Regions from separate parts of the Homo sapiens genome. Here region 1 is linked to region 2. Evidence: chromatin loops called from intact Hi-C (ENCODE). Cell type or tissue: Caco-2. All regions are shown on one strand. Each heading gives the region's core, and the rest is flanking DNA. Links, peaks and the distances in the headings are about the cores only.

Evidence for each region. Hi-C counts contacts between places; a loop is a spot of excess contacts. Peaks named below come from ENCODE experiments on the same cell type or tissue, not always from the same donor. Only the 100,000 strongest peaks of a DNase experiment are listed, where the experiment ranks them.
Region 1: a loop joins it to region 2, with 3 times the contacts of the local background. A loop is called at or near these places in 2 of 110 quality-filtered maps.

Annotation. Positions count from the first base shown.
Region 1 is chr2:236,687,283-236,703,257 of GRCh38, forward strand. No RefSeq gene overlaps it. Among named protein-coding and RNA genes, the nearest start is that of ACKR3, 130 kb to the left of the region's middle. RefSeq lists enhancers at 4,251-4,751, 4,752-5,252. In Caco-2, for the core only: no CTCF peak of the experiment used is centred there; DNase peaks (open chromatin) are centred at 4,739 and 6,479.
Region 2 is chr2:237,018,777-237,034,751 of GRCh38, forward strand. The region is part of intron 1 of COPS8-DT (COPS8 divergent transcript); the gene reads right to left. Among named protein-coding and RNA genes, the nearest start is that of COPS8-DT, 59 kb to the right of the region's middle. In Caco-2, for the core only: a CTCF peak has its summit at 8,855 (motif pointing left); DNase peaks (open chromatin) are centred at 6,515 and 8,825.

The DNA of each region.
Region 1 (15,975 bases), core at 3,044-11,043, 330 kb before region 2:
TGTGTGAGCATGTGTCCATGTGTGTGCATGTGTGTATCTGTGTGTGCATGTGAGGACAGCATTTTTGGCTCTTTAAGTTTGACCTGGAATGTCCACTTTTAAATAACTGATGGCAAAGCCAAGCTGCTTGCGAAAGCAGGACCCGGTCCCAAATGCCAGTGGGGATTAAGAGGAGGTGGGACTTGTGCATCCTGGGTGGACAGGAGTCCTGAGATGTGAGCCTGGGGCCTATCTGATGACCGTCCTGAGACCCCAGCCCCACAGCAGCCCCCAGCCCACCTGCCTTCCTCAGCCTGCATGGAAGCTCCTCCATTCCCTCCAGGCTTAAATGGGAAGCCATTTCCAGACAGGAAGTGGAGAAGGGGAAAGTCAGCCATCCCATCAGCCTTTTCTGGGTATGTGGGGCTTGTCAGTGCTTGGATGGGGTCCCAGGCGGCTGGGGCGTTCTCACCAGGAACTGGCAGTCACAGGGTGGCAGGCAGAGCTGGAAGTCAGGGCAGAGGGCGGGACAGTGCGGGGGCTGGGTCAGAGCCAGGGCAGGCCAGTGCGGTGCCAGCTCACTGCAGGCTCTGCCCAGAAGTGTGTGGCAAAGACAGATTTCAGGTGTGGGTGTCTGGGATGAAGGCAGAAAGCAGGGAGAACTCAGATGGAAGATTCTGGAATAGGATTCACAGAGTCAATGGTCTGGGGGTCTCAGTGTAACTGGTGACGATAGCAGGGAGGGGGCCTCCCTGGGGACGGGGGTGGGTACAGAGGAGACAGGCCACACCCTGCTGGGCAAGGATGGCTTCCTGTGGGTCACCAGGGAGGTTGCAGGAGAAAAAATTACAGAGCTTGCCCAGAATATGCCACCCTGTTTTTGGGGTTTTATGGTGGTAAAGCTAAGTCTGCAAATTGCACTTAGAATAAATGCAAACGTATCTGGTGGCATTTTGTTTCTCTCTCATTGCCAGTCTTCTGGAATCAGGGCTGTTGTGTGTTGATCTGGGACTCCCGGGCCCTGCCTCTGTCCCTGGCCTCGGCCTGCTGGCTTGTGTGGGACCTGAATTTCGGGAGCTGTGTGCTGCGTCCTCCCGCTTCCCTATCTGGCCTGTTCTGCAGGATGGGAGGGCCAGGGGCTGGGAGTGTGTCCCCTCCCACCCTCCCTTGGAGGCTGAGCTTGGTCCTTTCAGGAGCATCAGGGTAGAGCTCCACTGAGATGGAGCCACTGCTGACTCCTTTGGTGAAATGATCCATAAGCCCCTGACTTCTCTGTCCTGAGAATTTGATTTCTTACTTTTCCAGGCTCGTTTAAAAGGAGGCACGGTGGCAACTCAGCTTATTATGGAGACTCTTTACTGCAGCAAACACACTTGCTCTTTCTCTTCTAGTTTCCTCATCTGTAAAAACAATCACAATTGTCCCCGACACATCTCCACCGAGAGTTCCTGAATGCCGTGGGAATAGTGTGCTGTTAGGGGAATTATTCTGGTTTCCAGGGCGATGTGTGTGCTGGGAGGGCCCTGAAATGGTGGTTGGGGGTGGGGAGGGGTGGGAAGGATGTGGAGGAGGCACCCAATTTCTCAGGAGCTGGTGCTTCTCCCTGCCCTCCCTCCCATGGGAGGAAGCAGCCGAAACTTGATAAGGGTTGTATTGCTTTTACCAATAAAGGGTTTCTCCTGCCGCCGCAGGCGGGGTCTGTCGTGGCTCTGCAGACATCGCACACACTCCTTCTTCACTGGGCCCCGCAGGGACTCAGGAGACAGGGCAGTGGTGGACGCTGTGCCTGCAGAAAGGACCCTGTCCCTGCCCACGGAATTGCTGTGATGAGGATGCTCCGCTGGGGGACTCCTGGTCGTGAGTCCAGGATAAAAGAATGTCTTGTTCTCAAGTGGAGAGGGCCCCAGAACGGGGATTTGAGGTGGAGCATTTTGAATTGGCGTGAATCCAAATGATTGCATACTCCAAAATATGACCTGTGTTCTCCTGACAGAAATGCACACAGGGGAAATCAAGCAGCCCAGACGCTGCTGGGGGGCAAGCGCAACTGGCAAGAGGCGGTCCACTCAGGTCCCATGCCATGGTGCATTTCCATGAGCCGGGGAGTTATGGGATATTCTACCTGGGTAAAAGTATTCTTCACACTCAGAAAGCAATTGTGTAGCCCTTTAGAGCTCACTCGTGTCAGGTGCAATGCAACTAGCTATGTACCTGTCCACTCCTGTTGCCACTTGCAGATTCCCTGAGGGCAAGGACTGGGCCTCTCCTCCCTCCCTCCCTCCATCCCTCTCTCCCTCTTCTTCTTCTTCTTCTTTTTTTTTTAGACAAGACAAGGTGTTGCTCTTGCTCTGTTCTACAGGTTGGTGTGCAGTGGCACCATCATGGCTTACTGCAGCCTCAACCACCCAGGCTCAAGTGATCCTCTCTCCTCAGCCTCCTGAATAGCTGGGACCACAGGCAGGCACCACCATGCCAGGCTAATTTTTAAACTTTTTGTAGAGCCAGGGTCTTACTATGTTGCCCAAGCCGGTCTTGAACTCCTGGGCTCAATCAATCTTCCTGCTTTGACCTCCCAAAGCACTGAGATTGCAGAAGTGGCTTTCTTCTCTCCCTTCCTCCCTCCCTCCCTTCCTCTCCCCCTTCTCTTCCTTACTCCTTCTTTCAGATCCCCAAAATACAGTTGCTGGAATGTGTAAGTGTTTAAAATAGAAAATATATTTATCTTGCTGATTAAAGAGCAATACCCATTTATTGATAATAACTCGGAAATATAGAAAAGGGAAAAAGAGAAAATAATATATAATTCCGCCACCCAAAGGTGGCCACTGAATAGATGTTTGTTTTGACTTATTGAGGCATTCAAAGCATGTTGGTGCATGGTTTTTAGACTACTTTTACACCCATTGTTTAGTCACTTGAACTTTTATGTGTCATAATCTCTCCACATAAGCTTATTTTAATGGTTTGAATGTATCACAGGACGTGATGGATGAGGCTGTTTTTTACTCATATAAAAAACACTGAGAAAAACATCTTTGCAGGGATTTATTTAAATATCAGATTTGCTTGTCTTTTTGAAGACTTTCATGGATAAGGCAAATTATTTCCATTTGGAATTAAGAAGAAGGAGAATGGCATGGAACGTTTTTCATGGAAAGCAGCCATGTGCTGTGGCTGCTTTGGAATCCAGGCAGTGTGATTTGGGGCTGTGGCTCCCCCACCCGCATCTGCAGTTCACCGCTGCCTTTTGACCTTACCTTTCAGAAGGGCCACAGGCATATATCAGTATCTCAAATAAGAAGAGAGCTGGGGTGGTGCAGGCCTGGAAATGGTGTCCTGAACAGTTGGAGGAAAGGGAGATGGAGCAGAGAGGACGATCTGCACGGAGATGTAGCCACGACATAACCACAGAAGACACTTCATCTCCTCTACTGCGTCCTCAACCAGTGGGCTAGGTTTTTCTCTTGGCCCGGGCCTTCCTCCTGACTTCTCTGCTCTCATTGAAATGATTTAACATCCTACGTTCACTTTGAATTCATGGTCTCCATTCTGTAAAGGAAAAACAAAAACAAAACTGTCCACCTAAAAGTCACAACTCTAAATTGACCTTCACCTCCAGTCTCTTCCTGTCCCCTGCTGGCCCTGGCATGGCTGCCTCTGGGCTGGCTCTCCTCTCCTAGGTGGGGTGGAGGTTCTTGCTTGATGGTTCAGTTGTAGATGGTTTGTGCTCTTTGGTCCCGGCAGATGTCTCAGCTGAAGTTCTCCCCTAAGGCTGATTTTTTATGTCCTCAGGGGCTCCCTGTGGTGTGAGAGAGGTTTGCATCTAATCCTGGGAACCTGTGTATGGGAGGTTACATGGCAGAGGGAACCAAGCAGGCAGTGGAACTAAGGGTGTCAATCAGCTGACTTTTTTTTTTTTTTTTTTTTTTTTTTGAGAGGGAGTCTTTCTCTGTTGCCCAGGCTGGAGTGCAGTGGCGCAATCTCGGCTCATTGTGATCTCCACCTCTCGGGTTCAAACGATTCCCCTGCCTCAGCCTCTCGAGTAGCTGGGACTACAAGCGCCCGCCACCACGCCCGGCTAATTTTTTAAATTTTAGTAGAGAGGGGTTTCACCGTGTTGGCCAGGATGGTCTCGATCTCCTGACCTCATGACCCATCCGCCTCAGCCTCCCAAAGTGCTGAGACAGCTGACTTTTTAATAGGAAGACTACCCCAGACTATCTGGGTGGGCCTGATGTAATCCCCAGTGTTCTTATAATGGAACAGCGACCAAGGAGAGGCAGGTGAGAAGGTCTTGGCCACTGTAGCCGGCTTTGAAGATGGAGGAAGGCGCCACGGACCAGGGAACACAAGTGGCTTCTGGAAGCTGGACAAGGCAAAGAAATAGATTCTCCCCCAGAGCCTCCAGAGGGAACCAGCCCAGCCAGCACATTTGCTTTATCCCATTGAGGCCCATTCCAGGCTTCTGAACCCCAGAACCACCGGGTAATACATGAGCATTGTTTTAAGCCACTTTGTCTGAGGTCATTGTTGCAGGAGTGACAGGAAATGAATACAGTCTCCCTTATCTTTCTCCCCTGTGGCTCCTTGGCTGTGGGCACTGCCTCCCCTTGGCCATCTCCTGATCCTGCTCAGCTCCTGCCAGAGGGTTCACCCCCATGGGGCAGGCTGCTTGAAAGGCCCCCAGGGGGATCCATTTCTACCACAGATTCCACGTCTGGGCCCTGGGGTTCTGCACTTCTGACTCAACCCCAGAGCAGAACATGCCCCGACCTGTGTGTGGCCTCCTTCTCACTGCCACAGGCTCGTCATGTTTTCTCCCACCCGGGGCAAGCATGGGCCCTCGGGCCCTTGACCCTGGGATGCAGCTGTTTCGTGTCTACCACTGGAGAGCCTGAGCAGGTCCTGTCCTGGCTGTGGTGTCCTCCTGTGTACCAGGTCAGGCTCAGGGAGAGAATTTCAGAGATGGCTTTCAGCTGCAGACTGTTCCTAGAATGTATGACCTGTGCTGTAACAAGCAAAGCTGGTAAAAAAAAAAAAAAAAAAAAAGGAAGATGACCTGGTATAGTGGAGCTCTGGGTATCACTGGCAGCAAAATACCCTCAGTCTCTCAGAAATGGCACCAAATAAAGAGGAGGTGCTTGCCAGGGCCACAGTGAGGGCTTGCGGACAGCCTGGCCACACATTCACTTCCCAGAGGTGAGGCCAATTGGAATTTAGAAGATGCTTATGAAAGGGTTAATTATGCAGGGTTTTTTTTTTTTTAAACTAATATTGATGGAAGGCTGTTCCAACTGAACGTATATTAGGAAGATGATACCTAGATAAACACCAAGTCTGGCTGGGCTCAGTGGCTCACGCCTGTAATCCCGGCACTTTGGGAGGCCGAGGCGGGCGGATCACTTGAGGTCAGGAGTTGGAGACCAGCCTGGCCAACATAGTGAAACCCCGTCTCTACTAAAAAAAATTACAAAGAATTAGCTGGGCGAGGTGGCAGGTGCCTGTAATTCCAGCTACTCAGGAGACTGAGGCAGGAGAGTTGCTTGAACCTGGGAGGCTGAGGTTGCAGTGAGCCAAGATCGTGCCGTTGCACTTTAGCCTGGGCAACAAAGCAAGACTCCATTAAAAAAAAAAAAAAAAGACAAAGCCTAAAGCCATGAACTTACAAGTGCTAGGCTGGGACACTGCAGTCGGGCCGATGGTCAACATGAGCCTCAGGCCCTTGTCTGTGACATTTCTGCTGTATTTCATGTCACTAGGCCAGGGCAGCCCAACGCATCCATGTCCGTGGTGAACTTGCAACTGATATTGGCCCCATCATGCCTGTGCATGGTACACCGTCTCCCCAGATCCTGCCACTCACTTTCCCTGGGACCCTGTGTCCTGGGCTCCTCAGGGAAGTCACCTGCATCTCCCCTGTGCATCCTGTCCTTAGAGAGAAGGACGGCAGAGCTGTGTGGGCGAGGGAGCCCTGACTTTCTGGAAAGTGAAGTTTGCACACACCTCAGGCCTGCCCCTCATGTGTAAATATTATAGTCTAACTCTTAGGGAATTATTTGTTTGTCTTTTATAGTTCACGTTTTAAGGGAGTGTTCTGCCTCCTTTATTGGCTGTATGGCTGGAAACAACAGACCTTACATTTTCCTTGAAATTTTGAATCCACTCATCTGTAAATGGTTATAAGATCTACCTACAGGATGCGGGGAATCTCAATTCTACATTTTTAGCTTTAGATTGCATAAAATAAACTTGCGGATTTCAGTTAACCACACTGCATGTTTGCCTCATTGACATTGCTTTCTCCAGCGTCTCTCAGAAGAAAAGGGGTTTCAGGGCTGAAGCGTTGCCCAATGGGACTCAATTAGCAGGGGAAAGCCTTGTCAGTTTTGAAGGGCGGTGGGTGTTGGGGAATGCCTTGCGTCTACAGTCTGCATTCCACCTGGGCAGAGGGAGATTTACAGGACCTGTCAGTCATGACAGTGATTGGAAAGGAGGAATGCTTTCTCTTATCTTGGATTTGAGCTGAGACACAGGAATCCCACCACCCTGACTGCATTCATGGAAAAGAGGTACAGCTCCTGCCCTCCTGGTCTCTGTCCCCTCCCACTGCCCAGGCATCCCACCCACTCTGTGGATTCCTTTGTGCATTTAGAGTCCTGAAATCCCATCGGGAAGAGACCTCAACAAAGAGTCCCATAGCCTCTGTTTACAGCAGAGGAAAGTGTGGCCCGGGAAGGAAAGGTGACCAGCAGGCAGGACACCCTCACTGAGTCAGCTTCTCATCTGCGACATATCACTTTCTTATATCCTGTGGGATTCTTTGCATTTTATAGACAAGCAAACAAAAAGTCAGGGAGTTGGAGCTGCCTGCCCAAAGTTGAAGGGTAGCTAGCTACTTGTAGGCCCCTCAAATTCATTCATTCATTCATCACACCGTCACTGAGCTCCTGCTTGGGGGCAGTTGGCATGGAGAACAAAGAAGCCTGGAAATCCGTTCTTGAGGAGACAGACAGACGACAGCTCTCCTTGTCTGCAGCCCTCAGTGTGGAGGTTTTCTGGAGTCATGACCCACGTCTGCTTGTTCTCTCTTCCTCGACAGTCTCCCCTGTGGGGAATGGTTATCCTCTCTGATGAGTCAGCTCTCAGCGCAAGACAGAATGACCTCCAAGCCCCCATCTCCCTGTATAGGTATAGCTGCTGTGCAGAGCTCCTTGGCTGCCCAGTAGGGAGTTCCTGCCTAGGATGTGGAAACAGAATGTGTTAGCTTCCCTTCAGATGCGGGGGCACCTGGCCCGGTGCTGAGCATTCAGCAGGCTCCCCTCCCATAACTGTCCCTGGCTTTACTAAGGACAAAGCTGCCACCAACTCACCTGCCTCACTCACCTGGGTCAGGAGCCGCCCTCTGTCTCCCTCATTCCCTGAAGTTAATCTCATTGATTCCAGTTCATAAATGTCCCCAGCCCCTGAAGTGTGTGGTCTCCACACCTAAGGCCACTGCCCAGCCCTTTCCCAGGGGCTACTGCAGCTTCCTGGGTGGGGGCTGGGCCCCTCAGCCCTCTGTGGGGACATTGACCCAGCCGATCTCCACTATGAGGAGCCTGCCAGGCCAAAGGGGATCTTCCTCCCTTTTCTCATCCTGACTTTGTAGAAAAGAGAGCTTTACTCTGAGATTTGCTCCTAGGTCAAGGTCAATGGACTTGGCTTCTGAGATGGCTGCAGCAGCCTTGCCTGAATCAGCCGTGGGCCAACATGACCTACTCTGGCCGGTGGCACAAGAGAGTTTTGACTGGAGTGACCGGTGTGACTCGGACGTTGCAGGAGGGGCCTCTGTCCCTCACACACAGGGATGTCCCCTCTGGGTGCCTGCAATTCCACCATTGGGATGCTTCTAGCTGGGGAGGGGATCTGCAGCACTGCAGACATTGGATAAAAATCTCCAGAAGGTTGCAAAATGGCAGGCGGGAAAGAGGTCAGAAGAGGGAACAGAGCTGGCAGGAAGGCAGGGCTGAGGGAAGAGGTGGATGCAGCCCCCTCACATGGACCAACCCATCAGTAGGGGCTCCGAGGGTGGCAGTGGCATTGGGTGGGCCTGTGACACAAGAAGTGCTGACTTGGGTGGTGTTCAGTGCCCTTGTGTCTGCCTGCAGGCTGGTGGCTCCCCTCCCCATATTTGCCCTGGATGCTTGATGTCCCCGAAGTCTGAGGACATCGTCATCTGAGCCAGTGGCTCAGGCTCCCCCAGGGATTAGCCCAGCATGGATGTTCCTGGCTAATAGTGCCTTACCTCTGAGCCATCCACAGGGGTCTTTTCTGGCGAGATTCTTAGGAGTTGAAAAACGGCAGATTTCTAAAAGGGCAAAGGAATGTAGGCTTTGGTAATCCTAACATGAGATTCTCAATTGAGGCAAGGAAAGAGGAAAGGGGAGTTCCTAAAAATGAAAATAGTCCCAAAGGAGAAGTGCTGATGGAAGGGACTCAAGAAATCCAGTTCCACTGCCCAGGGGTCCTGCAAGTGCCCAGGTTGCAGATGATCCAGAACTGCAGAGGTCCATGGAAAGACCTGGGGAGGTGGGATTAGGTGGAAGGAGAAAACTTGTTTTGTTCTGTCTCCTCCAATGAGAAGAATCTCATCCTCCTGCTCCTCTCTGCTCTTCTGCAGCACTCGATGTAAGCTTTCCTTTTTAAGTCTCTCTCCACCCTGACTTCTGTGCACTGTCCTATTGTCCCTTAGGCAGAAGACACAGCCAGACTTGAACCTGGACCCCACGTACCTTTGTAGTTGGATAATTCTCTGTTATCGCTCATCTATATAAATGGCACAGCCAATGAGAAACATATGAGATGAAGATGCAAAAACATCTCACAGGGCCCTGGCCTGAAGAGGTGCTCAGTGCACAGTGGTCCTGTCTTCTTCTCATTCCCCTCCCCTGTGGCTCCTTTGTTCCTCTTCAGATGGCCTTGATGTCTTTTCCCATCCTCTAAATGAGGGCTCCTCAAACTATGGCCCTTGGCCCAAATCTAGCCACAACTTGTTTTTATAAATAAAGTTTTAGTGGAACACAGCTACACCCATTCATGTACATATTGTTGATGGCTGCTTTCCTGCTCCAAAGACAGAGTTGATTTGTGGCAACAAAGACTGTGTGATCCTCAAAGCCTAAAATATTTACTAGATGACCCCTGATAGAAAAAGTTTCCTGGCTCCTGGTCTTAACCCATAAAATTTAGGTACTCCCAAAGTTGCCTTCTTATCTTTTATGCCTTTTTTTCCATACCCTCTCTCGGTAGTCTCATTGATATTGTGACATCAACTTCTTTTTACCATGTCAGTTGCTCCCATATCTAAACTCCAGCCTTTCCCCAAAGTCTAGGCATACCTTTACAAGGCCTTATTGACTAAGTTCAACAAGCCTCCACTCAAACCCATTACCATTTTTCCCAAATCTGCATCTCTTCTGGATTATCCTAATTTGGTTAACGGCAGCTCTAGTTCCCCAGACTCAAACCCTTTGCTGAATCACTTGTGCTTTCTGGGTTTTATTTCTCCAATTTCCTTGATAAAGTATTTATCACTGTCCCTTTCTTCAAGAGGGGAGAATTGTCCTCACAGGGTTGGGAAGTGGTGATATAATGAGTTAATGTGTATTAATCATTTGGCACTGGGCAGGCACCGATAAAGGGCTCCATAATGCTTCTGCATGGCCAGATGGGTGGATATACTGATGGGTGAGAGGATGGATGTGCGGGTGGGGGACTGGATGGATGATGGATAGTTGAATGGGTGGATGGGTGGATGAGTGTGTGTGTGGGTGGGTGGACGAATAATGAATGGGTAAATGGGTGGAGGGGTGGATGAGTGTGTGGGTGGATGGGTGGGTGGGTAAGTGGATGGATGAATGAATCAATGAATGGGACATGCACCAACTGCCACACAAGGTTTGAAAAGTGTGATGTGATGAGGACTCTGCCTTTGGAAGCTAATTATGGCACACACTAATTCTAAGTATATAAAATGGTTGAGAGAGAGCAAACTGAAGAGGAGAGGACCAATGGGAAGAGTATTTCCATATCCCAGGTTAGTAACATCCTGTGTACCACCCAGGATGACAGTAGTGGGAATGGAAGTGAGAGAATGAGCCAGGAAGATGCTGCCAGAGGAATGGACAGTGACCAGTACTTTATCAGGCAGGGTAGGGAGACAAGTCTTGGAAGGTATGAGGGACTTAGCAAAGAAGACAACAGTGTTTGAGCTCTGGGGACCAAAATAGCCTACTCCAGAAAGGCGGCAGGTTTAGGGGAAATGGTAAATAGTTTAAGTTCAGACACATTAAGTTTAGTAAACAAGTTCTTATAAGGTTATCATATGTTCCAAAGTGGTTTAAGTTACCTTACAAAAAATATGCTATGAAAATAAAGGAAGTTAGGGAACTGGGGCTATTGAGAAGCAAGTTGAAGCTTGTAAAGTTGCTAGAAGTGGGCCTTGGACTCTCTCATAGCTTCTCAATAGCAGACAGATCCTGGAGGAGAATCTCCCACCTCCCGGGGTTTGTGGGGAGGGGTTAGCAGGGACTAACGCTTGCAAAGCACTCCACCCTGGGCAGGCACAGAGAATGGGCTCCATTTTTAAGTGCTCGCTATTCTTTATTATTATCTTGACTTTCTTATTTCTACTTTTTAAATTTTATATATGCATTATTTGCTTGATAGTGCGTTAAGATCCCAAGGGGGCTGTGTCTCATTGCCCTACCACACTCATTGAATGGCATAGTTTATGCTGGTGGATGAATGAATCCGTGGCTCAGACCCCCTTAGGTTGGCTCCTTTCTGCAAATCGGATTCTCCTGGCATGTAAGTGACGTTCCTGCCATGAGGAGAGCCCAGCAACAGCTCGGCTCCAAGCAGACCCCAGCCCATCCATCTTCCCACCCGCAGCATGTATTACGCAAGGCTTGGCATGTTCTGCCATCAGGAATGGGTTGCTGGGAGCATGAATGGAGGTTCTGGGGCAGGAGAAAGATTTACAAAGTATGCCGAAGGTTTTATTTAGTATGAAATAATTTCTCACTTTATTGCCTGGTGTTTTTTCCTTAGTGTAAGCACCCAAAGCCATGCTTAATTTAATAATGTATTTGCTTATTAATGTACTGTGTTTCCCAGTCATAAAATCTCCTAGAAGGATACTGAAAATTGGCAGATGTAAACACGCCATATGCTTTCTCTTCAAATCTGGCCATTTTGAATGTCAAAATATTTATTGTTTTATGTGCTTTATTATTATAACTTTTGTATTTCCACTGGAGTATTTTATTATTAAAAATGAGCATAATTTTCTATTTAAAAGATTTTCCAAATCCTCAGAAATACACCTAATTCTATTTTTAGATCATTTAAAGATTTGAGTTTTGAATGGTCAGTATCTGCAATACTTTTATTCTTGTCCAAAATTTTGGGGGGCAGCTTGTGCCTCCTGCCAGGGAGTTGGGGGAGAGATATCCAACCAGCTCTTCATTGCTGTGTGCAGTTTGAGGAATTCCTTTACCATGCCCAAAATGAGGCCTGTGTACTATTACTTGCTTACTTGCTTTGCAACGTCTAATTTAGCCTCTGATCTTTGGGGCTGTTGTTAACTTTATGGTTTACACAATTCAAAGTGTCAGGCAACTGTGAAGTGCTTGCTCAGGAAAGAAACCCAGAGCGAGACCACCTCAGCTGCTGAGCTGGCCTCTCTAATGAGCATCCTTAGGGATGCTTCTCTAAGCACGGAGAGCCCGAGCAAATATTTGCACAGTTGAATTACATTTTCTAAGGCTACATATGCAGGTAAAATTCTCTTTCCAAGTGCCTGAGAGACTTATGGGTTCCAGCTACCTGCCTGGGAAGGTAGAAGTGGCCAATCAATTCCCTTCAACTGGCTTTGAGTTGCTCTGTATACACCCAACTAAACACATGGAAAGCATGTAACAGGTGGATCTGGGTTCTGCATGGCATGATTTGAAGAAAATCTCCAGGGATATCTGTTGCAAACATATTCTTTGTGTTGTGGTGTGGTGTGTGTGTATGGGGGGTGGGGGAATATTTAATGGGCTGCTTCTGCTCTGGCCCAAGTTTAGTGTGTGTGAAATCTCAAGAAGGGAGAAATGGGTGGGTCACTGCAGTTTCAAGGTCTAGGAGGGTACTCACGTCTCCATCCTCAGTCCTCTAAGCCTTGTTATTATTAATACTATTGTTGTTGTTATTGCTATTATTTTAATTTTATTTATAAAACGAGGAAGAGAGCTTTGAGTGGCAGAGGCTGTTAGGAGCAGGTCAGGGCAGAAAGACCTAGGACAAGTGTCATGGGGAACAGAGAGGAAAGGAACAGGTACCAGCCCGAGGGATGGCTTCATCCTCCCGCTGCCGTGTCTCCTTCTGGAGAGATGGTGAGAAGATGGAAGGATGTAAATAGAGCGTTGGAAGTGACCTTGGGGGACTCTGTTAACCTCTTCAACTTGGAGTGGAGAGAAGCAGGTTCCCACACAGCCCCTGGTTAAGGGCAGAGCAGGGCCCTGCCCTTAACCAAGGGCTCTGGCATCTCCTTCTGCAGACCTTGGGCATGTCACAGAGGGCAGGGCAAAAGCAATTGTGAAGCTCATCCCCTCCCGAGTCTTGCTGCCACAAGAGAAGGCAAGGAAGGCATGAGCTGGGGCTGGCATTTGCCGGGTATTGTCATGAGTGCTTTCCCAATAGAAGCTTGTTTATTTCTCAAAGTAATCATCTGTGGTAAGTGTGACTTGTCCTGTTTTCATTTTATGATTGAGGGGACAGGCAGGGAGATGAATCAATTTGACCAAGGCTAGACAGTTTGCAAGTAATAAAGCCACAGTTTTTGTTTTGTTTTATTTTGTTTTGTTTTGTTTTTGAGACAGAGTCTCACTTTGTTGCCTGGCTAGAGTGCAGTGGCATGATCTCAGCTCTCTGAAACCTCCACCTCCCAGGTTCAAGCAATTCTCCTGCCTTAGCTTACCAAATAGCTGGGATTACAGGCGTGTGTCACCACACCTGGCTAATTTTTTTGTATTTTTAGTAGAGACAAGGTTTTGCCATGTTGGCCAGGCTGGTTTTGAGCTCCTGGCCCCAAATGATCCACCCGCCTTGGCCTCCCAAAGTGCTGGGCTTACAGGTGTGAGCCACTGTGCCTGGCCTAACACCACAATGTAAACCCAGGCTGAATCCAAAGCCAGCAGCTTGCAAGACCTCCTATAACAGACATGCCCTTCTAGACGAATATGCAGCCTCGTGTAGGACTGGAGTGGAAGTTGTGTCTGGGCAGGTCAGGGAGAGATGGTTGAGGACTGGGTTTTGGAATGGGGATTAAAGGCAAGTAGAGTAACATTTGGTGAGCACCTACTGTGAACATAAATGGGTTTGACATCTCCTTTAATTTCCACAACAGTCCTTCAAGGGCTAGAATTTTCCCATTTTGCAGATGAGGAAACTGAGGCATTGAGATAGACATCTTGCCTAAGGTCACATGACTGATAAATGATAGAGCCAAGAGTTATATTTAGGAGTGTCTTATTCTAAAGTCCCTGGGTTTTGCACAGTACTGCAATATGGCTGTGGCTTTCCCCAGTCATCGAGCAATGAGGCCTCCTGCCACTCCTTTCAGTTTCAGGGTGGTTCATGCACAGAGGTTGACTTTTTGGATGGACTGTGCCACTCCTCATCTGTCTGGTAATGGCGGTTCCCGTCAGCTCAGGACCTCAACAGTTACTCTTCACAGGAGAACAGAACCCAGGGGTCATGATGGCAAACTGGCTACTCGGGGATGGCCCAGTGCTGGGCTTGGGAACACTACAGGAGTGTCAAAGACAAGGTGAGGGGAGCCATTGATCTAGGGTGAACTTGAGTATCAGTCCTTGGGGTAACTCATGGAGGGAGGGCAGTGTGTGATTTGGTCAGGGGTAGTAGAAGAAGATGTGGCTGTGAGAGTCAAATCAGGATTTTGTGCCTGTGATGGGACTGTCAGTTGTTTTGTCATGGCGTCTCGTGGCCTATTACAAGGCAGGCACTGCCCAGCAAGGAGGCCAGGCGCATAGAATTTACACAGCAGTCCTGAGAGAAGGACTTCTGCTCAAGCAGCAGGGCTGGGGCCAGATGTACTTTTCAGGCCAGCAGGTGCTCTGGTTACTGGAACGTAACTCATGGGGACTTGGGGTTTGAGTGGGAGTCACAGAGGAGGCTGGAAAGCTGTGGTGACTTGGTTGTACTGCAGTGAGGGGCACGCCTCAGAGCCAGGAGTGAGTACAGGAGAGGCAGCAGCATGCAAGGACAGAGTGGGTGTGCAGGCAACAGGACCCCAGACATCCCATCCTTGGGGTTCTCAGAGCCCTGGGCTGATGCCGTAAGGCCTTCGAGTGGTCCGTGGTAGAGTATTAAGATGATGCTTCAAGCCCAGGGTACATTCAGGCAGAGACTCTCGTGCCAGGAAGACACAATCACCTGGATAAGTGTGTCTGTGGCCCAGGCTCATGAACTCAGATGACAAGGGTGAGTTGTCTGTTCCTTTGCTTAATAACAAGGGATTTGGTTGTCTTTGGGTCTGTTTCAGTATTCCAGTAACAAAACAGCTTTATTTAGGACTCCATGAATCAGCCAAATTTTTCCGTGGTGTTTCTGTTAGGATATCTGTCTGTAGACGATGGACAATGGAATATGATTTGAGTTATCTGTTTTTTCCCATCACTTATTGGCCTTTTGGCTAATACCAAACGTGTATCTTGGCGACTAGAAGCAGAAAGGAGCGTGGTTTTATATGGACATTTTTAGCTGACATTTCACTGGATACCTTCGGGTGTCAAAATGAAACAGAATTAACCTCCCTGCCCTGTTCACACATTATAATCACTACCATATTCCCATATTTATGTACACTGCTGGGTTACCATCCCTAGAAGGTCTTAATCAAATGGTTGAAAAAATACATTCTGCTTTAGGTCTGTCAACTGGCCAGTATTTTCCTATCACGCATAGTAATGACGTGAGCCATTGTTAAAGCAAACCTGACCTTTTTAAAGGAGGGCCCAATCAAGTGTCATACCCAGTGTTCAGAAATGACCTTGTAAAAGGCCTTCTCACAGTGAAAGCAATCTTGGAAGAAACCATTTCCCGAGAAAAGCCAATTTGGTATCCCGTAAAATCTGTTCGAGTTTCTTCTATCGGATTCTGTCCTGGGCTTCCAAGGGGATTACAGATTACAAACCTGAAGGAAAGCCTTTTCTTAGTTGGAAGAAAAACAAATGAAATATGCAAGATGTTTGTATTTCTAACAGCTAAAATATGTTTACACACACACAAACATACACATACACCCCACTAAGGATATAAACTTTCTAATGAGTGCCTGCAGTCCTGTCTCTTTTCTGTGCTGAGACTTCAGCATAAAAATCAGATTGCATCTGTCACCATTCAGCAGTATGCGCAATGAAAGCTCTGGAAATCTCTGCTTCCTTGGAGCCTGCACCAGCTCCTCGAAAGTGACTGTGACCTCTCCCGTGTTCCCCGCCCTCCCTACACTCGGGTCCTCTCCTGGCTCTCCCTCCCTTACCTGTCCAAGGAAGTGGCATGTGTTTACCACCTGGTGGTTACAGGAGACCCATGCAGGTGTGTCTGTTGGAAAGTGTAGCGAGTGGACTCTTTCCAAAGGGGTGACCTCATCAGTCCTGAAAAACAACTGCCCAAATGGACATTTGTGTAGCGCACTTCACTTTGCATAATGACCTCAGGTGCTCTCGGTCTTTTTCAGTCCTCAATGAACGCTGAGGTCTTGAGAACACTTGAGACTGGTTGTCCATTGAGTGGGATATTAAAGAAAATGCAATCTCCATCTGTAGACCCGGGGGATGGAGAGCAGAGATGTCCTTGTGTGGTATAACACAGTTCCTTCCCCGTGCTCTTGACAGCTGCCTCCTGTCTTCTCCTGCCTGCCGTCTTCCTCTAGGATTCTGTCCACGTGGC
Region 2 (15,975 bases), core at 5,248-13,247:
AACACACATCCAAGGGCATCCAAGACTTCAAAACCATTTGTATTAAGCTAGACAGCAGCTGTGAGAATCTACCCTTGTATGATGTCCTATTATAAATATCAGATTAGAGGAAACTTGGGGAGTGAGGCCTTGTTCATTCATATTGGGTTTTATTAATTTCCCCGCCCCCCCCCCCAAGTACATTCAACATGAGAGCATCTTAACATACCCCAGGGGCATTCCTGTGCATTCATGCAACTGTTCTCATCAAAGGAAAAAAAATACTTCACCCCATTATTTTATGTGGCTTCCAAGAGAGTTTCAACCCTTAAAAATTTATAAGTCCTTTTCATTAGGCCACTATTGTTTGATAGAATCTTAACCTCCTTCTGACACCTTGCTTCCCTAAGTAAAAATGTAATAACAACACTTACAACAATAACAACAACACAATGACAATAATAGTAATGGCAAACACCAGGTGGTCTGCACTTTCTATAGGCTGTGTGCCTCATCTGCATTCTGTCAATGAATCTTTTTTTTTTTTTTTTTGACAGTCTTGCTCTGTCACCCAGGCTGGAGAGCAGTGGTGCAATCTCTGCTCACTGAAACCTCCACCTCCCAAGTTCAAGCGATTCTTATGCTTCAGCCTCCAGAGTAGCTGGGTTACAGGCACGTTCCACCAAGCCTGGCGAATCTTTGTATATTAGTAGAGATGAGATTTCACCCGTGTTGACCAGGCTGGTTTCAAACCCCTGGACTCAAGTGATCCACCTGCCATGGCCTCCCAAAGTACTGGGATTACAGGCATGAGCCACCAAGCCTGGCTGATTTTTGAATATTAGTAGAGATGAGATTTCACCACGTTGACCAGGCTGGTCTCAAACCCCTGGCTTCAAGTGATCCACCCGCCTTGACCTCCCAAAGTGCTGGGATTACAGGCATGAGCCACGATGCCTGGCAATTCTGTCAATTAATCTTTATCAGAGTCCCATTTTAAAGATGTGCAAACTGAGGCTGGGAGAGGTTTAGGCAACTGGCCTAAAATAATGATAAGTAACACATGGATCCAGGACTTGACTACAGCAAAGCCAATATTTTTCTTCTTCTCTTTAAATTGTCTCCCTTTCTTGTTTTTCTATAACCCAGATAAAACATTCCTCAATTGATTGATCCTAGATAATTATATATGCATATGTTTTACTTCTCCAGTGTTTTAATGTCTAAGATCGTCTACAAGTTCTATACATCAGTAATTACTGTATTTCATGAAATGGGAAGTAGCAATTTTTTCGTTTGGCAGCTTGTAAACTCAGTCAGACAGAATCAAATCACTTCCCTGAAGCTCACCACAGGAAGGTAGCCTCATTACCTAAAAAACAGAACAAAAAAGAAAAAGAAAAAGAAAAAAAGGCTCCCTTCTTCATGAGCCTTCCACGAATGCATTCTGCATCTTTATTGCTGCTTTCATTGCTTGGCTCTCGTTAGACTTTTCCCCCAGATGTTCTTAATTTGGGGGTTATTTTCCATTGCATGTGGGCCCTTCAGTACTGTAAATATTTGACTTCAATATTTTCCATAGCTTGAAGAACTTTACAGTGGTCACTTCAGACATGGTTACAGAATGTTCTCTGATCCTTTCAGGCTGCTCTGTAAATTAGAAACTTGGTAGTTGATATCTTGTGGGCTCCACACACCATTTTTTTTTTCTCAGACTTTGATGTCTAAAAGTGCATTGTGTTATTTAGGCCTTAGGCACGTATAGAGATATCCCTGAAGCATAGATCAGGGTGGCTCATATGAATGAATTTTTTCCAATTAATTTATCCTCTATGGTGGGATCTCACATTAAAAATCATATTGTAGGTTTTTTTCTTTTTCTTTTTTTTTTTTTTTTTGAGATGGAGTCTCACTCTGTCGCCCAGGCTGGAGAGCAGTGGCGTGATCTCGGCTCACTGCAACCTCCACCTCCCAGGTTCAAGTAATTCTCTGCCTCAGCCTCCCGAGTAGCTGGGATTACAGGTGCCCACTACCATGCCCGGCTAATTTTTGTATTTTTTAGTAGAGACGAGGTTTCACCATCTTGGCCAGGCTGGTCTTGAACTCCTGACCTTGTGATCCACCCACCTCTCAAAGTGCTGGGATTATAGGCGTGAGCCACTGCATCCAGCCATATTTTAGATTTTTAAAAGATCTCTGCCAGTGGTCTTCAGTGGTACCATCTTCATTCAGCCTTGAGTACGAATCTTTATTATATGAAATGCCCTAAACCCATTCCCTCCCAATCCTAGACTGTACTTGCCCTTTGCTCACCATTTCTTCCACCTCATCCTTCTCCATTGTCCTCCCCAACCAGAGGCTTTCCCTATGATGCCTTCCTTCCCAACCAACTTTCCCTTGGGTCATTTTAAATTAATATGTACTAATAACCCCGTTAATATTAATACATCATGTTAATCAGCAATAAATCAATTTTGTATCATCTAAGGACATATTCGCATAACTAATCTGACTATTAAAAAATTACATTTATTTGAAGTTGCACAGATTTTTCACATGTATTTTGCACTGATTTACGAATTGAGAGCTATGAGGGATAACAAAAAATATCTTTCCATATTCATTCTCAGAAAGCAACTGTTTCATTTTGGTATTACATATCATATTGCAAGCAAATAACATTCTTTATCACGTGAAAAAAAGGAATGCTATAAATTAAATCATCAGTGGACTTGAAAAAAGGTGCTATTGAGGCATGTGGTCTAGCTTGCCAGTATAAGAATTTTGCTGGTAATGTGCTGTCTCACTTTTTTTTTTTTGCAAGATGTTGATAAATAACACATTTATAAATGGCTTGCATAATGGATTTTTAACAACTTCCTTGGGAAATAATTTTATGTTCCCATAAGATTTTCCTGCTATGAAGCTTTTCCTGCCACTTGTTCTAAATTTCCTTTTGACATATTTGATGGTTCAATAAGGTGTTGGTTTCATTGAGTGCTATATATCACCAGCGTGGAGCTGGCGTAAAGGGTCATGGCTCTTTACAACAGGAAAGGACCGAGAAATACGAAATTATATGAACCACGTGGTCACTAACTTCTCTATTCAAGTTTCAAATTGACTATAAAATATTCTCAACACTTTTAAATTGAAAAGATTCAGTTTGTATGACAGTATATTGAGTATGAATTTGGGGGGTTGACTATCTTTGTTTTATGTTTGTTAGAAATGCTTATGTTAGGGCCAGACATGGTGGCTCACACCTGTAATCCCAGCACTTTGGGAGGCCGAGGTGGATGGATCGCCTGAGGTCAGGAGTTCGAGACCAGCCTGACCAACATAGTGAAACCCATCTCTACTAAAAGTACAAAAATTCGACAGGTGTGGTGGTGCATGCCTGTAATCCCAGCTACTCAGGAGGCTGAGGCAGGAGAATCACTTGAACTCAGGAGGCAGAGGTTGCAGTGAGCCGAGATCATGCCACTGCACTCCAGCCTGGGCAACAGAGTGAGGTTTCGTCTCAAATAAAAGAAAAAGAAGAAAAAAAAGAAAGAAAGGAAGGAAGGGAGGGAGGGAGGGAGGGAGGGAGGGAGGGAGGGAAGGAGAAAGAAAGAAAGAAAGAAAGAAAGAAAGAAAGAAAGAAAGAAAGAAAGAAAGAAAGAAAGAAAGAGAAAGAAAGAAAGAAGGAAGGAAGGAAGGGGAAAGAAAGAGAGAGAGAAAGAAAGAAAGAAGGAAGGAAAAAGAGAGAAAGAAGGAAGGAAGGAAAGAAAGAGAGAAAGAAAGAAAGAAAGGCTCATGTTATCATGTTAGCTGTTTATCACTGGGCCCTCTGGACTATCTTCCCACTTGAGGTGACACAGTTGAAGAGAGCTGTCCACCTAGAGCTGGAGAAGCCACCTTTGACAGCCCATCTGCGGCACTTCCTACCTTCTCCCGATCTGCCCGCTAGTGCTCATGGTAATAGTAGTACCTCTGCCACCCTCTGCTGCCACCGTCAACTAGTCGCATCTCAGTGGCTGCTGGCAACCTTGGGTTCTCATCTTTCTCTCCATCCGGTCAGATAATGCTTTCATCGTTACATGTTTTCGTTTGATTTCTTTCCTCCATTGGATCTCCTCTGGGAGAAGGGGTTGGGAGTTGGGGACCTTACCAAAATAACTCTTTCAGTTTTGCACTTTCAGGACATGAAGTTGTTTCCTCAAGGAAAATGAAAACTGGGTCAGAAAAGGTTCCAGTGTACCCCCACACTATACCTGAAATGTCCCTGCTTCCTCACACCTCCCCCCACCAGCCTTCTTACTCATGTGATTTTTCTCTCAGGAATCACTCTATCCTTCGGCAGTTTGTCTTCTATCCCCTTCCCACCAACTCTTCCAGGTCAGACACATCTCTACATCTCTGTGGCCAAGCTTCAGCACTTCCTATTGAGCTCCTGAGCCTCCTTTAAATTAAAAAAAAAAAAATGGCTGTGCATCCGCTTCAATGTCCCCAAATACCCACAAGCACATGGATGGATTTGCCAGCTCAACACCCAGAAAGGGTTCTAGAAAGTGTGGAATCACCTAACTCCATGCAGGGTCCAGACAAGGCTGCTGTTCTAAACCCAGTCATACAGTTTGATTAAAATCTTTGAAGAATATAATTCAAATGGACAAATATCGAAACGTGAACTGTGATTTCTGGGTAGTGTGGGTGATATTCACTCTTTTTCTTTTTACTTAGCAGTATTGCTTGATGTTCCTATAATATCATATTAGCATTTTGCAATAAGTTATTCATTGTAATTGAGATATGGGGGACTGACACAGGCAGTGGCAGTGAGAATGGAGAGAGAAAGAAAAAGATATGAGAGTATCTAGAGAGTCCTAGACCTGGTGACCAAGAGAGTGACCAGGAGCTAGGAAAACACCAACCAAAACAACCACTAGACAGCATATAAATATTGGAATTACAGAAGGGACATGTGGCAGATGCCAGGGTCTCCTTGACATCCTTTCTTCCTCTCCCATTGTTCAGTAACTGAGTTCTTTGGGGCAATGGACTCCATGCCAGTTCTACAGGTCCCCACCCCACCACAGGTCTCTGTCAAGGAGCCAGACACCATCCACCTGATGTGGTTCAAACAGCACAGTTCTGAGCCATTCAGCAAATGATATTCCCCTGGCCACACTGCTCACTTCAAGGGTGATCCAACCAGCATAAAGCTCTAGATTTGAGCTTGAGAGTTGTGGGAAGACCTCCTCCCGGCTATTGTGTGTATTTAAAGAAGCCCAGGCTGCAACAGCAGCCATCCTAGGTCCAAGAAGGCAGCCAGCCTTGGAATGAAACCAACACAATAGAAGGCCAAGCAGCCAGACAGGAACAAATTGGATCCCTGATGGCAGCATGGAGCCACTGGATTTGCTGACCCAAAGTCTATCCTGCCACTGGGCTTTCCAGTTTAATGAGCCAATTAATTGCCTGATAATTTAAAGTGTCCTGGCTAATTCAGAGCTGGCTGGGAATGGGGTGGAAGATGAGAAAGACAGCTGCTAAATCCCTGCAAGATGTTCAGGACCCATGTCCAGGAGGCAGTTAAAAAGTGGAACTTGGACCTTGAACTCAGGATAGAGACTTAGACTCAGGAATGAACCTGGGGGTTACTAAAATATGTATCAGTCAGCTACTGCTGCATAACAAACTACCTCCCCAAACTCAGAAGCATGTGAGATGGTCAGCTGTGGGGGCTCTGCTCATTGCTGCTAAGCTTGGCTGGACTCAGGCTCCACATGTTTGTTAAGACTCCCAAAGCAAATCACATAGTTGAGTCCATCTTCAGTTGGCTGGAGAATGTATATTCTGCTTCTGCTTCAAAGTTGTATTGAAAAGGGTGTGGTTTCAGGAAGAAATAAAAGCTATGGGACAATATTGCTCTCCATCACATGGTGTCATTCCAGGTGAAGCCCAGGGCATGGATAAAATACCCTAAAGAAAATATCAATGAGATAAGGGGACACCAAAGTCTATGGAGCAGAAGATGGGCATATGAAAAAGGTTTTAAAAAGAATCTTCACTTATTGATTGTATAGCTATTTATTGAGTTCCAACTATGGGTTGGGCTCTGTTTCTATTTCTGGGGTGGGAAAGCTGTCAAAAAAAACCCTGCATCATGAAGCTTCTATTCTAGTAAGACACTGGGGAGACCAACAATATACAAGATAAATAATAAAACACGTAGAATGTTAGCTATTAAGTGTTAGTATAAGAATATTTAAAGCAAAGAGGAGAAGTGGCTATGTAGTGAAGGGAGGAGGGGTGAAATCATAGTGTCCCTGGCCAGAGAAGGATGCACTAAGAAGGTGTGAATGAAGGGTCGAAGGAAGTCAGGGAGGGAGCCATGCAAATACCTTCGGGAACAGAAGGAACAGAATGTGCACAGACACAAAGCAGGGGTGTGTCGCGTGTTCAGGGCATAGTGCATAGGGCAGTTGGCTTGAACAGAAGGAATGGGGAAGAGAAGTAAGAGATGAGTCAGTATGACAGGGCCACTCACAGCCTCGCACGTCATGAGGACTTTGGTCTGGAAGGAGTGAGCTGGAGGCCAGGGGGGAGTTTTGCTCAGAGGAATGACATGATCTGATTGTAACAGGATCCCTGTGGCTGACTTAACTGACAAAACTGATATTAATTTTACTGATGTTGACAGAAGGCTATAGCAATGCAGAGGGGAGAGGGCAGGGGAGCTAGATCTGATGCAGGAGGATCATTAAAAGGCTATTGTGGGGAGCTGGGAGAAGCTGATAGGGGCTTGGAGCAGGGTGGGTTAGTATAGGGGGGAGAATGTGACCTGATTCTCAAGCCAACCAACATAATCTGCTAGGTAGTTTCATGTGGGGTGTAAGAAGTAGAGAGGAATGAACGTTCGCTCCAAACTTAAGCAATTGGAAGAATTCACTGAAATTGGAGACAGATGTGAAGAACAGGTTTGGTGGAAACATCAGAAGTCTGATTCAAACATGGTGAGCTTCAGATGCCCACTGAATGTCCGAGAGCAGCAGATGTCAAGGAGAAGCTCAGGTGCACCAGTCTGGAATTCAAGGGGAAGGCCAGGGCCAGCGAGTATATTTGCCAGTGGTCAGGATATAGATGATATCTAAAGCCAGGAAACAGCATGAGGTCCCGTAGGGGTGAGTGAGGACAGAAAAGAGAGGGGCTCAGAGGACTGAGCCCTGATGACTCCAACGATGACCAAGGATTACCTTGACTTTCAAGGTCAGAGAGATGAGGAGGAGCCTCAGCTGTGCTTGGGGGTGGGGTCAGCTGTGGGTACGGGCTGCCCAATCTGAGGAAGGTGGAGAGCATTTCAGGGAAAAAAGAGAGAGGCTCCAGCTGGATCTGAAGCTGATGGGGAGGTAGAGTATGACGAGGGCCAAAATCCTCCTTTAGATTTGGTGACTGGGATGCCAGTGATTATCTTAGTCAGAATACCTTCAGGGTGTGGCAGAATCAAAGCTAGGCTGTGGCTTCTGAGATTTCAGGGGCTTTTGGAGGAGGAGGAAATGGAGGTGGTGAACTTGGACAAACATTTAAGAATGTTTGCTACAAAAATTACAATGATGATGATGGTCGCTCACTAATATCCATCATCTATTCTAAACACTTTACATGCATTGAATCAATGGAAAGCAGCACAAAGAGATAAGGTGGTTTCCTGACACTAAACCGGGTCCCAGAAAGGTGTGTGCCTTTGGCTGTGGTGTGTGTGCAAATACCTGAAACCACAGAGCAGGTGGACAGGCTGAAGGGAAGGAGGCAGTGACAGAAGAAGCAACAGACACCGGGAGGAGGGGATGACTGGGAGCCCCAGAGCCTGGATCTATTGGATGGAATTCAGAGCCAGACAGAGGGACTCACCTGAGTGAAGAAGGAGATGCACGCTCTGTTCCCAAAGGAAGAAGGGAAGAGTGGCGAGAGAAATTTCATTAACTTACTAAGAAGGAGGCCAGGAGGCCAGGTCATTTGGAGGAGAGAGATGAACAGGGTATGGGAGATACTGAGCAGCCGCAGATGGCCTCATTGGGAATGGAGACCAGGTGGGCTGTGTCTACCAGAAGTGCCGAGCGGCCCGAGAGCAGGGGGCCCAGGAATGGATGAGCAGAGTATCGGTGCCGAGAAGTCACCAGAGGAAAAAGAAACTGAAGGGAGGAACATGAAAGAGGATGGAGTGACGGCCCACAGGATCGGGCTTGGCAAGGACAGAGTTAACCCTGGTGGGAAACATGGAGTTGGGGAGGGCAAGGAAGGGAGGAAGGATCTGAGGGAGCTCATGGGGGAGTGCAGTGTGTCCAGGGACAAGAAGGAGGCATGGGAAGCCCAGGGTGCATTCATTTCAGGGGTATTTGCTGAGAGGCCGCTGTGCACCGTGCACTCCCTCGGAGCCCTGGGCACATTAGGAGGTGGCATTTAGAGTGGCCTAGGGGGCAAGAGCCGGAGTCACAGAGTAGATGAGACTGCCCAGGAGACCATGAGTTAAGAGACAGGAGACTCAAGGGTAGAACTTCAGGGGAAATGTCTCTTCCATGAAAGGGGTGAACAGGAGAAGTTGTGCCAGAGCCCTAGGGAAGGAGGAAAGCTCCCGACCCCCAACCTCTACCCTACCTGCCATCTGCCCACTTCCATGAGCTCCATGAGTGAGCCCTGAAACACAGGGGAGGAGAGAGGTTACAGGGTAAGGGGACTGCATCTGACCACCTGACTGAGGAACAGTCTTCCTCTACAGGAAAGTCATTCTCCCCTTCTGAAGGTGCGGCTTAGAGACGGGAGGACACTTAGGAAGCAGTGAGAAATTGGATATGCAGCCACCAAGCCAGGGCAGCTGAGTCCACCTGGTGGCCGGTGGGTGACATGAAGGCAGTACTATCATCTCAAGTGATTTCAAGATAGGTTGCAGCAAAGTTATCAAAGATGGTCAGTATTAATGACGGCCATGGAAGCTCCGATTTGTGTAGACTGGATCTTTTACTAAGTCCTTTCAACATCCTTCACCTCATTTGATTTTCACCATAGCCATGTGAGACTTGACCTCTCAAAGATGGGAAAGTTGAGGCCAAAAGAAGATTTAACGAACTCGCCCAAAGACACACAGCTGGAATGAAAGTTATTTGAAAGTGACCCTTTGCAATGGGAGCCTGAAGATTGTTTAATTTATTGTGCACGGTCCTCTTTTTTTATGCTATGTGAAATGTCAAGAATAATTTCCTTGTAATCAACAATGTTCATTTCTTTGTTTCTTTCCCTTTTACTGCCTTTTCAGAAACTCTGCTGATGTCTTTTGGAAGCGTCTATTCCAATGAGTCTTTTCCAGCTTTCCATTATTGGTGAGGTGTGAGGGAACTAGTCACTCCCCAAAGATTACCAGAAAAGTTCATTTTCTAGTTGAGTTGGGAGGTGCACCTCAACCAGGAACATGGAGACTTCCTGCTGGTTTCACATGGAGGCCTCCCGCCTTCTCGTTTATGCCAGTGGGGCAGTTATTGAGTTGGGTAAAGATGCTCTTACTGGTCATACAGGGTATGTTGAAGAAATGAAAATACAACTTAGATAAGCATTCAGTTCATTTCAACCAATATTTTCTAGGTGCCTAGAATGGGAGCTGTTTGGACAAAATGGTGCATGGGGATTTAACATTCCCAAGGTCAAACAAGGCCCGGGTCTCTGGGTAGCAGTCCAGGGACAACCAGCACCACCACAGATGGCTTCCCAGGCAGAGGGGAGCAGCCTTGCACAGATACAATAGTTATGTGCTTTTAGGGACACACACTCCTTAAAAACTGAAGTATGGAATCTCCAGGAAAATGTACATGCATGAAAACTTCTACATATAATTTGTGGAGTTTTATGACAGTCAGTATTCCCTGTACCTCAGACTAAGAAGCCCTTAAGAACCTGGCTCTTTTTTTTTTTTTTTTGAGATGGAGTCTCACTCTGTTGCCCAGGATGGAGTGCAGTCACATGATCTTGGCTCACTGCAACTCCTGCCTCCTGGGTTCAAGTGATTTTCCTGCCTTAGCCTCTTGAGTAGCTGGGATTATAGGTGTGCACCACCACATCTGGCTAATTTGTGTATTTTTGGTAGAGATGGGGTTTCACTGTGTTGGCCAGGCTGGTCTTGAACTCCTGGCCTCAAGTGATCTGCCCACTTCTGCATCCCAAACTGCTGGGATTATAGGCGTGAGCCGCCGTGCCTGGCCGAAACCCTGATCTTCTGAACAGACTCAAGGACAAAGCAGATACGTGGCAAATTTCAGCTGTATATCACAGAGTTCTACGCCCGTTTCTGCAGCCTTTGAAGGAAGGCCATGGCGACGCCTTGTAACATCGGTCTCACCCCCACTTCACCCCACCCCACTCCTTTCCCTGAAGTAAACCCTCCTCCCTGTCCAAGCCAAGCTCCAGCGCTCACCCATCCTCTGGGCCCTCATGGCATTTTGTTGACACTCCGGTTAAAGCCTTGCTTCCTTGTCTACCTGGGTCTCTCCCCTAGGAAAATGTGAGTCCCTCGACAGCATAGGAACAACACCTTGTCCCTTGCACTTCCCACTGCCTGGCAGCCCAGAGATGCTTAGTAAATACCACTTGTGCCAATGGATGCTTAAATGGCTCAGGCACCAATTTTGATTGTTTCGTAATTCTCCAATGTGATTAAAAGTCATTTGCTGCTTCAAAACTCAGAGCAAAAGTTATTTTACAAAGGCCTGTTAAAATGACACAGTGGTGCATGGTCTAATGAGTCCTTGCACCCCAATGTGAAGCACCCCAATGCTCTGAAAGCTTGCTAAAGCTCTTCTTCTGAAAGCCAACTGTGTCCGCTTCTCATGGTAAAGTTTTACAGTAGACTTTGGCATAAGGTAATTCCATCCTACGGGACCCGAGCCAAGATGTAAGCCCCTGGTTTAAGGTTATATCTCCTTTGTGCACTTAAAAATGTGTTAAGAGAATAGATCACATGCTTAGTGCTCTTAACACAGTAAAAAATGGGGAGACACAAAGAAATTTGTGGAGGCAATAGGTACATTTATTATCTTGATTGTGGTGATGGTCTCAATGGATATGAACATATCAAACTCCTCGAACTGTGTACATTAAATAAGTGCAGGTTTGTATATTAATTTTAAAAACAGCTCAATAAAGCTGTTTTTTAAACAGGTATTTCTTATATAGGCAGGGCCTGGGGTTAATGGAGGCAGGGGCGCTGGGATGTGCTGGGAGGGAGGAGGGAACAGGAAAGGCTGGGAGAACAGGAGGCCCTGAGAGGACCTAGGGGATTTGAGGGTGAGGGAGGGAGCTGGGGGGCGCGGGGTGCATGGTGAGCCCAGAGTCCATAGTTTAAGGTGCAGAATTTAGACTAGCCATTATCAGGTAAAAGTATGTCACAGGTGGTCAAAAAGGTAATAACATCTAAGAAGTAGACATGCTATTCAATAACCAAGTTTTCTGAAGACTTCATCAGGTATCTTGAAACCCAGGAAAAGGAGGCATGCCAGCCTTCAGCATGGAGGAAAACAAAGTGGCATTTGGGATGTGCTGAAAAGGCGTGGGGACACTCAGGTCCCCATCTGGGCCAGTCCAGGGAGGGCCCTTTGGGGGGCTGTCCTGGTCAAAACAATACAGCAATCCCAAACTCAAGCCGGTGCAGGAGGGCACGAGGCTCAGGGTCCGGAGTGGCTGACCCCTCAGTGGAGCAGGTAGTGCCAGGTACCCAGCCAGGAGGTTGTTGCCGCAGGGCTCCCCAGGGGCAGTCAGACACCCAAGAAGCAGGGCTGGGCTGGCTCAGTGCTTTCTTCAAGGTCCGCTTCGAGGTGATGGAGGCCTGGCAGCAGCCCATGGCCCCAAGCGGGGCTCCCAGGGAAGTGGCTGCAGGAGCTGGGCAGGGTCCCAGGCCCGAAGAGAAGGCCAGCCCTCACCCTGGGCCCACAGAGAAGGCCAGCCCTCACCCTAGGCCACAGAGAAGGCCAGCCCACACCCTGGGCCCACAGAGAAGGCCAGCCCTCACCCTAGGCCACAGAGAAGGCCAGCCCACACCCTGGGCCCACAGAGAAGGCCAGCCCTCACCCTAGGCCACAGAGAAGGCCAGCCCACACCCTGGGCCCACAGAGAAGGCCAGCCCTCACCCTAGGCCACAGAGAAGGCCAGCCCACACCCTGGGCCCACAGAGAAGGCCAGCCCTCACCCTAGGCCACAGAGAAGGCCAGCCCACACCCTGGGCCCACAGAGAAGGCCAGCCCTCACCCTAGGCCACAGAGAAGGCCAGCCCACACCCTGGGCCCACAGAGAAGGCCAGCCCACACCCTGGGCCCACAGAGAAGGCCAGCCCTCACCCTAGGCCACAGAGAAGGCCAGCCCACACCCTGGGCACACAGAGAAGGCCAGCTCCTCACCCTGGGCCCACAGAGAAGGCCAGCTCCTCATCCTAGGCCCACAGAGAAGGCTGGCTCCTCACCCTAGGCCACAGAGAAGGCCAGCTCCTCACCCTAGGCCCACAGAGAAGGCCAGCCCTCACCCTAGGCCACAGAGAAGGCCAGCCCTCACCCTGGGCCCACAGAGAAGGCTGGCTCCTCACCCTAGGCCACAGAGAAGGCCGGCTCCTCACCCTAGGCCCACAGAGATGGCTGCAGTATTGCAGGGAGACCCAAGCAAAGCCATCCCTGTGGCAGAGATGCTGACATTAACAACAAAGGCAGGAACTGAGACCCAGGTGGCACTCACTCATGTGGCACTCATTCCTGTGGCACTCACTCCCATGTCACTCACTCATGTGGCATTCACTCATGTGGCACTCTTGTGAGCCAGGTAGTCTTCTCCATGCTGGGCATATGATGACACATTGAACTCCTAACAATCCTGTGAGGGAAGTGCGAATAGCATCAAACCCCTCGCACAGATGAGGAGACTGTAGCAGTGAGAGATGAAGTAACTTGCCAGGCTAGCGTTCGTGGAGTTGGAATTTAAACTCGAGCAGCGTGGCTCCTGGGCTCATTCTCTTAACCCCTATGCTGTATTTTCTCATGGTATGGGGAAAGAGGAAGGAGGGAGGGAGTCAAAAGCCAGAGGCTGAGCCTGGGTTTAATTCGCTGGCAGGGCCCCCTCACACACACACCGCCAGCAGGGGAGGTGGCTCTTGTTCCATGTCCTGGCCCCAGGGCAGCAGTCCCGTGGATGGATTCTGGGCTGGGAAAAGGAGATGCAGGAGTTGCTGGAGGTATGTCTATGACTCTGTAAAGGGATGGTCTGAATTCCCTCCCAGACAGAGTGAAAGTCTCGCTGTGTGAGTGCCATGGACACAGCATGTGCACCCCTCCAGCCCAAGTGGTGTTATTGAAACAAAGGTCAGATCGTTTCCTATTTAAAAGCTTCTCCTGGCTCCCCATGTCACTCAGAAAGCTTGTTACCATGGCCCAGAGACCCCTCTGACCCCACGTTCTAACTCACCTCCCTCCACTCCCCTCACTCTGCTCCATCCTGTGGGCCCCCGAGCTCCCAGCTCAGGGCCTTTGCACATGGCGCAGCCCCTTCCTGAAACTCCCCTCCCTTGCAGAGCTGCATGGCTTACTCCTTTACTCAACACAGGTCTCTCCTCAAATGCCACCTTCTCAGGAGGTGCCTAGGACCAGCCTGTGCCAAGTCACCTTCTCCTTGCTCTGCTTCCTTTCTCCATGCACCAATGCCATGTGGAGTGCACACACTACATACAACACCTTGAGGGGTCCACACACAACACTGTGTCAGTTATACACACAACACCAGGTGGAGTCTACACACAACACTATATGGGGTATACACACAACACCATGTGGGGTCTACACACAACACCAGGTGGAGTCTACACACAACACCATGTGGAGTCTACACACAACACCATGTGGAGTCTACACACAACACTATATGGGGTATACACACAACACTGTGTGGGGTCTACACAGAACACCATATATAGTCTACACACAATACCATGTGGAGTCCACACACAACACTATATGGGGTATACACACAACACCATGTGGGGTCTACACACACCACCATGTGGGGTCTACACATGATGCCATGTGAAGTCTACACACAGCATGATGTGGAATCTACACTAACTTGTTTATTTGCTTGCTGTATATCCGCATCCCCCCCACACATCACTAGAACTTAGGTGGCACGAGGGCAGGAACTTGGATGTGTTCACTGCTGTAACCCCAAATGACTGCTGAATGAATGGAATGAATGAACACAAAGCGTCCTCCCCAGCTGCACATCTAAAGCAGGAGGAGCCCCTCTCAGTTGGCCCCTGGGGTGCCTGTATTGAGTTTCTCTCTGTGGATGCCAACCATACATGGCTGATGACGCTCCTGACAAAGCCCAGTGGAGGTTTTGGTTGCCTATTTCCCCTCTTTTTTAAGCTCTGTACCAAAATTGATTCAGATCATCAGATACAGGCACCCTGTTCCTACTTTGTTAACTTTTCTCCAAAACACTTCATAGAACCCTGAGTCAACATCCTAGCTACGGCTCCTATGGAAGTTCAAAGCAAGAAACAAAATTATGTCCACTTTTAGAATAATTATGTGAACTTTTTGTTCTTAGTAAACTGCTATAAGCTTAAAATGCATCAGCTTTCCCAAGCTTCCTATCTGGCCTGCTTACTGTGTAATTGCCATTTTTAATGGTAACATATTTTAACTGTATCACATCACTCTAGTAGAAGAGATTTGCAGCAATATTTACTTCTTTGGTCATATTGTTATCATGATGAATAAACGGGTATGGTAACATCAGAAGATTAAATTCTCTCTCTTAATGGAAAATTAACTCTGAAACCAGACATTCTAGAATTTCTGTTTCCTGGAGCAATGGTTCCTGATTTGTGGGCAGCAGAGCCCTGGGGGACACTCCAAGCCCCATCCTTCTTCAAGGAGTCTCGCAGTCATTGTAGGCGCCAAGTGCCTCCTGCATACTAACTAACAGTCTTGTGCACCAAGGCTTGACTGTCATGTAAATGTGTCCTCACAGGACTTTGAGATCAACAAGTTATGACCTCACATATGCTTTTGACAGTAGGTATTTTTCAATCAAACTGCACCTATTATCATGCAGAAGGCTCTCAAATAGCTAACCTCAAAGGGATCTGTGTGCTCTATAAAATTTAGAACAGCTTCTCCATAATTTGGAGTCTTTAGGAGAATACAATATATTCTAATGGAGATATTTATCATCAGAAGTTTACAAAGACATATGAAACAAAAGCTCAGTTGCAAGACATTAAGAGACAGTGCAAATAGCAAGCAATTAACTAGGAATTTTCTTTGGTCAAGTTTCTTCCCTGATATGAAACTCACTTCATGTTTAGCTTCCCCTGTTCTAAAAATCCAGCAACACTACAATAAGTTCACTCTCTGCATTCACTTCATACTATGTTCCTAATGCTGCACTGGCAACTTTGCTGCTCACTTTTAATTAAAGCACAAGGGTTGTGGGAAAAACGACTTCTGCAGGCATTGTAATCACTCTGAGGGACTGCTTTATCTGTCCTCTAACTCTCTATGTTGGCCTCTGAATAAAGCTGCCCTCAAATGGGTGGACAGTCAAGTACTCTTCATGGGGGTCTTAGTTCTAGAAGGCACAGAGATGACGTATGTGGGAATTCCAAACACAGGCAGGAAGAGGGAAAACACATGGAAGTGATTTTAGTGCCTAATTTTGGCTATCTCTATACAAGTATGACAAGATCGAACACATCTGAAAGAAGGAATCGGCACTGACATTTTATATCAACTCATTTAAGAGCATTGCTAAATTCATCGCAACCTTTGATATTCAAGACCCATAAATATCAAGACGTGTGCGTGTGTCTATGTGCATGTGTGTGTGTTACAGATACAGACCTCACCATTTCACCATTTGTGCATTGCTGCAACTCTGTCGAGCTTGGTTTCAGCCTTATATAACCCTGGTGGGAAAACTCAACTAGAG